Regions from separate parts of the Homo sapiens genome. Here region 2 is linked to region 1. The links are chromatin contacts, found by Hi-C in ENCODE. All regions are on one chromosome and are shown on one strand. The core of a region is the stretch at or near the end of the contact, and the rest is flanking DNA. Distances in the headings are between cores, read along the strand shown. Region 1 has its middle 150 kb from the start of VANGL1. Region 2 has its middle 96 kb from the start of VANGL1.

Evidence for each region. Hi-C counts contacts between places; a loop is a spot of excess contacts on that map. Pooled maps may share reads with other maps.
Region 2: a loop to region 1 is called in a map of PC-9, with 8 times the contacts of the local background. The contact joins two enhancer-like sites. A Hi-C loop is called at or near these places in 4 of 168 maps with a recorded cell type or tissue (PC-3, PC-9, esophagus muscularis mucosa and 1 more) and 4 of 50 pooled maps.

The regions. Positions count from the first base shown.
Region 1 is chr1:115,494,890-115,498,580 of GRCh38, reverse strand. No RefSeq gene overlaps it. Among named protein-coding and RNA genes, the nearest start is that of VANGL1, 150 kb to the left of the region's middle. Within about 2 kb of position 1,305, at least 3 of the 41 ENCODE cell types and tissues checked have a DNase peak (open chromatin) inside an H3K27ac peak, as active enhancers do; they include PC-3 and PC-9, where a contact is called at or near this core.
Region 2 is chr1:115,544,348-115,547,842 of GRCh38, reverse strand. No RefSeq gene overlaps it. Among named protein-coding and RNA genes, the nearest start is that of VANGL1, 96 kb to the left of the region's middle. RefSeq lists an enhancer at 1,150-2,037. Within about 2 kb of position 1,647, at least 16 of the 41 ENCODE cell types and tissues checked have a DNase peak (open chromatin) inside an H3K27ac peak, as active enhancers do; they include PC-3 and PC-9, where a contact is called at or near this core.

The DNA of each region.
Region 1 (3,691 bases), core at 56-2,555:
CCACTCCTGTCTCTGCCCACTCCCCCAGGGAATTTACCAGAGCCTGGAGGAGTGACCATGAGGAGGTCGTGCTTTATGGCCTAGTAATGGAGGGTAACCAGGTTGGGCAGGGGTCTGTTCACAAGTATAGCCCAGCAGTGGTGGTCAGAGACATGCCAGCAATGACACGGGAGACCAAGGATGGTCAAGCTAAGCAGTACAGAGGCCTGCGGTGCCCCAGGTGCTGACACACTGGTCCAGAAGGGGCAGTGGACATCACTGCCTATGAAAACCTGGGTTGAAAGTGGTACATTTTCCCCACCAGGGACACAGCTGCTTTGCGTTTAGGACCCTTACAGAGCTTGCCCTATATGTCTCTCCCTTTGGCCGGCTCTGATTTGTATTCTTTTCCTACAATAAAAGTGTAACTGTAAGTAGAACTCCTGAGTTCAGTGAGTTGTTCTAGCAAATTATCAGACCTGAGAGTGTAGTGGGAACCCCTTAATTTGAAACCAGCTGGTCAGAAGAGAGGGTGGTCTGGGGACCCCAGAGCCTGTGACTGGTGGACTGAGGAAGACCACTTCCTAGACCAGTATTGCTGCCAGCAATCTAGACCAGCACAGTGGCCTAACCTAATGTCCCTCACCAAGGTGGAAATGTTTGGCTGTAAGTGGAGAGAAGGAGTAGATGGGGGTAAAGAAATAAATAAACAGGTTATATAATGAGGGAAATCTAATATTACATTAATATATTGAGAAGACTGGAGCAAAAGGTGGTACTGTCTCAGGTTAGTTATTCCAGGTGCCTGAAAGGGTGAAGCCATGTACTGTGGAGACCACTCCTTTTTTTTGGAGCCTGATGAGGCTGAATGGAAGCCTGCAAACCTGAGTGGCCTTGTTCTGGGAGACATTTGGGTCATATGATATGATGATAGACTGGACTAATTATTAATGACTGAATGAAACTCTAGTAATGTGCTCATATCTAGACTCTTATTTTTCAGGTGACACCTACCATACTGCAATATGGTAGAACACCGGCATTGTTATGAAGATTCTGTTGGCTGATATTAATGGTCAAACGTATTGGGAAATCGAGTTAGGTATCCTATCCCTCCACCACACTGGCTCCTGCAAATCTTAGGCATATATAAGAACCATGTCCAAAGGCTAGGAGTGCCCTGTATAGAGCAGAATTAACTTTACCAGCCTCTGTCCAGTTCCTGGGAGGTAACTAAACCCTCGGAATTTCCTGGGTGATTGGAGTGTCTGCCCATCCCCTTGAGTCTGAGTCACTTGTTATGCTTCAGTGACTGGAATTTATCTTTATCTGGATCTAGACGTTTTTTTGAGTGGGGGCAGTGCTGAAGGTGAAACTCTTTTTATTTCAAACCAACAGGCCTATTGACTGATTAGGAGAGGAAGGAGTTGATGATTTGTTTTGGGTAGAAACAGGCACAGTGGATGTGCTCCTGTGGGTGGGTGGGTGCATGGGGTCAGAGGGCCTGGGAGAGGGTTGGCTGGGGGAGGGGGAAAGGGAGAGGGCCAGCACCACAGTCTTTGTCATGTAAGAGCCAGCATCACTGGCCCTCTATGGAGGGCAGGCTTCTCTCTACATTGTTCTAGGCACTGGATTTAGGGCATACCAGGGCCCCAAAGACTCAGGGCCCTATGGACATAACCAGACATCAAATCAAGGTTGAAGATGGTCAGAGCCCTTCCTCTTAGGGGTCTTCACCTCTTACTGAGGCCCAGGTGAGTTAAGGCCAAGAAGAAAGCAGAAAGGCAGAGGGTCTGTGAGATGGGTTCAAGCAAGAAGGGAGGGCAGAACTGGCGGCAGGGCCTCCAGGCTGTTCTGTGTCCCAGCTGGTTGAGGCCATCTCTCCAGTCCTGAAGCAGCACTGCCAAAACTAGTCCCATGAACTTGACATCTGTGGGTCTCAGTTTCTGAGTTTATACAAGGAGCAAGGTTGGTCTGTTTTGGCTCTAAGATTGTCCGATTTGATCTCATACAACTCTAGACACTCTGCCTTAAAAGTGGGGACCAGACTGAGCAGGTTGGGGCACAGGAGAACTTCCAATAAGCTGGAGGCGGGCTGGGGTGTCCTGTGGGCTTGTGGCCTCTGGACAGAGCCAGGAGCATCAGACTGGGCTGGGAACTAGGGGAACCCAATAACACATCTCCTGTGGGCTGAAGGCCCTTTGGTTTCTGGGCACCTGGGGAGAGGGGAGCTTATGGCTACTGATCTTAAAACCTCCAGAGAAACCACAGGGTAATTGAAGAAGCATGGGACATGTTTTGTAAGGAAGGAATAAAAGAATTTGAGAAGTTTTTAATCTCTGGAAAGAAAGAGACTTAGGGAGGACCTCAATGGGGTCTTTAAGCCCTGAAAGTGTAGAAACTGCTCCTCATCTGTCCCAGGGCAAAAATGAAAGGAAGTGGGCTAGCTTTGCTACTGGGGGCATTTGGGTCACCCATAGGAAGAGCTTAGATGCAAGGAAGAGGCAGTCGAGGAGAACTGATTGTGGGAGGTGAGGGTGTGGAAATAATTCTCAGAGAGCAGCACCTCTCTAATAATGACAATAATAGCAGCCATCACCGACTGCATCCAGGTCTGTCTTGTGCTATGCTGCTGAATTATATGCTACTCTCTTGGTCCATGAGCACCTACTAAGCTCCAGGAACTGTGCTAGACGCTGGGGCTATAATGATGAGCAAAACAGATCTATTTCCACAGTGCCCTGGGTGGGGTGGGGTAGGAGCTCAGCCTAATGGGTGAGTCAGAAATAAATTATGCATGTAAATGTGTGCGAGAATGTACAAACGCCATGAGAATGTGAAACAGGCGCATCTGATAGGCTTTGGGATGTTAGGAATACTCATTTGCTATATATTTGGTTTTCTTATTCCTGTTTCACTGAGGAGGAAATTGGGGCTCAGAGAGGTTAAGTCATTTGCCCAAGATTGCGTTAATGGGCAGAGGGAGCACTCAAAGATCTATCTGATCCCAGAGACTTTTCTGCCAACCACCTGACTCTAGAGACCCGGTTCAGAGGCTACACAAAGAATAAGATGGTCTGTTTTATCTTGGTGTGATTTGCAAGACTTCCAGTCTTGACACTACTTTTGCTGCCCTGTCTTGGAGCAAAGACCTGTAATCCCCCTCTCTGTGTTTCCTCAGACCATCAGCTCTCTCCCAGCCTGTCCCTTCTATACCTACGTGACCCTGCCAGGAGCACACAGCCCCTTCCCCAGGCCCTGCCAGGACCAGCACACCTGGGGGCAGCTCTTCAGATAAAGCTGGGAGCAGCATACCTGGGCAGCTCTCCAAGGGCCCAGTGTAGCCTTCAACCTTGCCGGTGCCAGGTCTGCTAAGGGCATGGCATGGCTTTGTGTGTAAGCGTTTGCACACATGTGTGTATAGCCCACCTAGAGTGCTTACTGAGATCTGTCATGAGAAAACATGTGAATGCTGATGTGCATACATGTAAAGGTGCACATATGTTCAAGCATTTTGTGGTCATCCACATTTGCGGCATGAGCCTGTGTTTGTGGGCAGGAGACTGAGCCCTCAGTCTGTGGGCCTGTGATGAGGGGGTACAGGCAGGAGACTTGGGAGCCCGTGGAAAGCAACACGAAGAGGGCAAATGGATCCTGAGGGGAGAGAAGACCCTATCTCTCTTAGGTGGGGCCTCAGGTTGTGCTTTGGGGT
Region 2 (3,495 bases), core at 398-2,897, 49 kb before region 1:
GACTGATTAGTGAACCACAGAGTGGGACATGCTTGGCTCCTCAACTGAAGCAAAGAGGAGCCGTGAGGCTGGAAGGTGAACCAAAGAAGGCGGGAGGCATGAAGTGTCAGGATCTATGAACATCTGGGGATGCTTAATAGAGAGGAAATGTAGACCTCCCACACGGTAGCACTTTTATGAGCTCTGATTATACACTAGGGTACAGAAAAAAATAACAGAAACTAGCACACTGGTAAATAAGAAATCTTCTTGATCTGTAAAACATGCTGCTTTCTCAAATCTTTCCCCTTCACACAACATATTTCAGAGGCAAATGATGCTGAGTGTATCAATGTGACAGGAAGGAAGCTAAGTGGGTATCTAGACATTGACATCTCCTGAAGGGCCAAGGCAGATGGCAATGCCCCAGCCAGCTTAGTGTCCTGAGGCACTAAGGGGAGTGATGGCCCCAATGTTCCTTTGGGAAATCTGCAAAAATGTAATTCTGATCTTTCAGTCTCAGAACCAGCACATGAGTTGGGAGGGCAGGGTGGGAATGGAGGGTGAAAGATGAGGGGGAGAGGGAGCAGGGCCTCAGCTTACTCATCCACTCACTCTTCATTCATTCATTCATTCATTCAGTACAATGTGAAGGTGTGTATTCTGGAGTCAGGCACAACTTCATTAAGATCTAAGGCCTACAGCTTGAGAGCTCTATGAACTTGGGCAAGTTACTTAGTCTGTTTAGACCTCAGTTTCCTCCTGTGATAAAAGGAAGTCCCTGACTCATAGAAGTATAATGAGGACTAAAATTCACCGCCTAGTAACATAATAACACCACTGGGTCTGGCAGGTAATGGGTGACCAACCAACATATGCTACAATTGTTGCTGTGTCTTTCAATAACCAGGTGACCAGCTCTGTGCTAGTTGCTCAGTGCATGAAGACGGTGGACTTGGAGACACAATTTTACCCTCCACTTGTGGAATGACACCTTGCCAAACTTTTTTTCCAGGCCTATATTTTTCTTCCCTTCTATTTTTCTTCCCACTTTCCCATATACAGAAAAGTTCATGAATGAAACAGAGAAAAGAAGACCTATGGTCAGAGAAGAGATGAGAAAATAGAAAACTTCTAGCATTCTATTTGTACCTGGCACACAGTAGGCACTTGATGATTGAATAAATAATGTGCTCCCAGGGACCAAATTTTCAGGAGAATGAACACTTTTACCTAATTTTCTTGGTGTTTTCATTAAAATGAAGTCACTCATTTGGAATTCAGGGGTTGTAGACTGATGGCTAATGGATCAGTTCTGGCCTAGCAACATGTTTTGTTTGATCTGCAAAGTATTTTAAAAATGGGAAAATGTCACATAAAAACCCATGTTTCTGGCTTCTACTGGAAAATGAGAAAATCTGGCAACCCTGGGCCTGCATTCCCCCACAGGAATGGTCAGAGGGATTGAGGGAAAGGCTGCCCGCATTCCATGGGACTTTCCCTCCCTATGGCCTTGGGCACCACTGCCCTCTAGTGTATTACAGCCTCCTGTGGCTAGGGCACTTCCTCCTGCGTATGTATTCCAAGCAAGGCAGTTTCACTGGGTTGTTTTGGTCATCTTGTGAGGGATCGCAGGTGAGGAATGTGGAGCAGGGAGGCCTCCTGGCACAGCCCTTTCTCAGCCCCACACTCACTCCCAGCCCTGTGCTCCTTCCCGGGGGCCTCTCTGCTTGGGCTTTGAGCCTGGATGACTGACTGAGATTTCACTTTCCATCCAGATATGTTGGCCCCATGTCAACACCGCTGACACCACCCTTCCTTTATGATTACTCCCCTTCTGGGCAACAAGAAAATGATTGAATGACAATTATTGTGGCATCTGATACAGGGGTAATTTCCCTCTGGTTAGCAAACCACATGATGGAACATAACTGCAGATTCTTCGCATACCTTCACCATGACTGAGAGTGATCCCACAGCCACGGCTTTACTGATTCTGAGATCAGAGCATTCAAAGCGAAGACAGAGGGTGCATCACCCTCCCGTAGTGCTGTGGCCTTCAAGCTTGCCCTGTCTTTTTGTTATCAATGATCAGTAGTACACTTTTATTTATTTTTTTCTTAAATGAACTCCAAAGAGACCTGATGAAACTAGAGCTTACCTTGGTCCTATATCCTCGGATCCCAGGAGGCCCAGAGAGCCCAGAGAGCCCAGATGGAAAAACAGTTGCCTCGTCTCTTTTACAAAAGGGGGCCTGAAGAGGGAACGAGACTTCTCCAGGCTCACGGAGGGAGTGAGGGGCACGGGGCACTCAGAGCGGTCTCATTCCAGGTCTGACGCCTTTCGCCTGTGCCTGCTGTCCTGAGTGATAGTCCCAGAGTAGCACCAACAGCCGGACCTCTGGCCTGTGGCTCCTGTGGAGCAGATACAGGCTTCACTTTGCAACATTTGAGCCAGGTCCCTGTTTGGCTGAGTGACAGCACTTTGGCAACCATCACTCTGAATTTCTGGTTTCTGGGTCTGTCAAGCCTGCTTTCTGCTGTCTCCACGGGGCAAGCAGCCTCCTCAATGGCTCCCGGGGATCCTGCCGCCTTTGCATTCCCCTCCAACACTGTCCCAGGGTTGGTCTGTGTCCTCACACGGCAGAGAGAGGAAACAAGCTCTCTTGGGGAGATATTACTTCCACTCAAGCGGGCTGTGCCCTCATGACTTCATCTTATCCTAATCACCTCCCAGAGACCCTGCCTCCTGCTATCGTCACATTAAGGGGCAGGGTTTCAAAATGTGAATTTGGGGGGACACAAGCATTCAGACCATAACAGGCATCCTTAGGAAAAATTCGAAATACAAGCAAAAATTTAAATGTTTGTCTTCCTACAGCTAAAATATGATTCTGAGGACATTAAGGGAAAGTTGGAATTAATCTGTGTTGTTTACAAACATCAGAATTAACCAAACCATTGTGTGTATAAAATACCTGCCTCCCACCACACATACACATAACGTTTATCAGGGGTTTTTTTTTTTTTTTCCTTTTTAAAGAGCTGCATATGGAACCAAAGATAATTTGTTAAAATTGAGATACAATTCATATATCAGAAAATCACCATTTTATTTTATTTTAATTAATTTATTTTTGAGACAGAGTTTTGCCCTTGTTGCCCAGGCTGGAGTGCAATGGCACGATCTTGGCTCACTGCAACCTCTGCCTCCTGTGTTCAAGCAATTCTCCTGCCTCAGCCTCCCAAGTAGCTGGGATTACAGGCACCCGCCACCATGCCTGGCTAATTTTTTAATATATATATTTTTAGTAGAGACAGGGTTTCACCATGTTGGCCAGGCTGGTTTCAAACTCCTGACCTCAAGTGATCCGCCCACCTCACCCTCCCAAAGTGTTGGGATTCCAGGCGTAAGCCACCATGCCTGGCTGAAAATCACCATTTTAAAGTATCCACTTCAGTGATTTCTAGTGTCCTCATTATGTTGTGCAACCAACACTACTATCTACTTCTACAA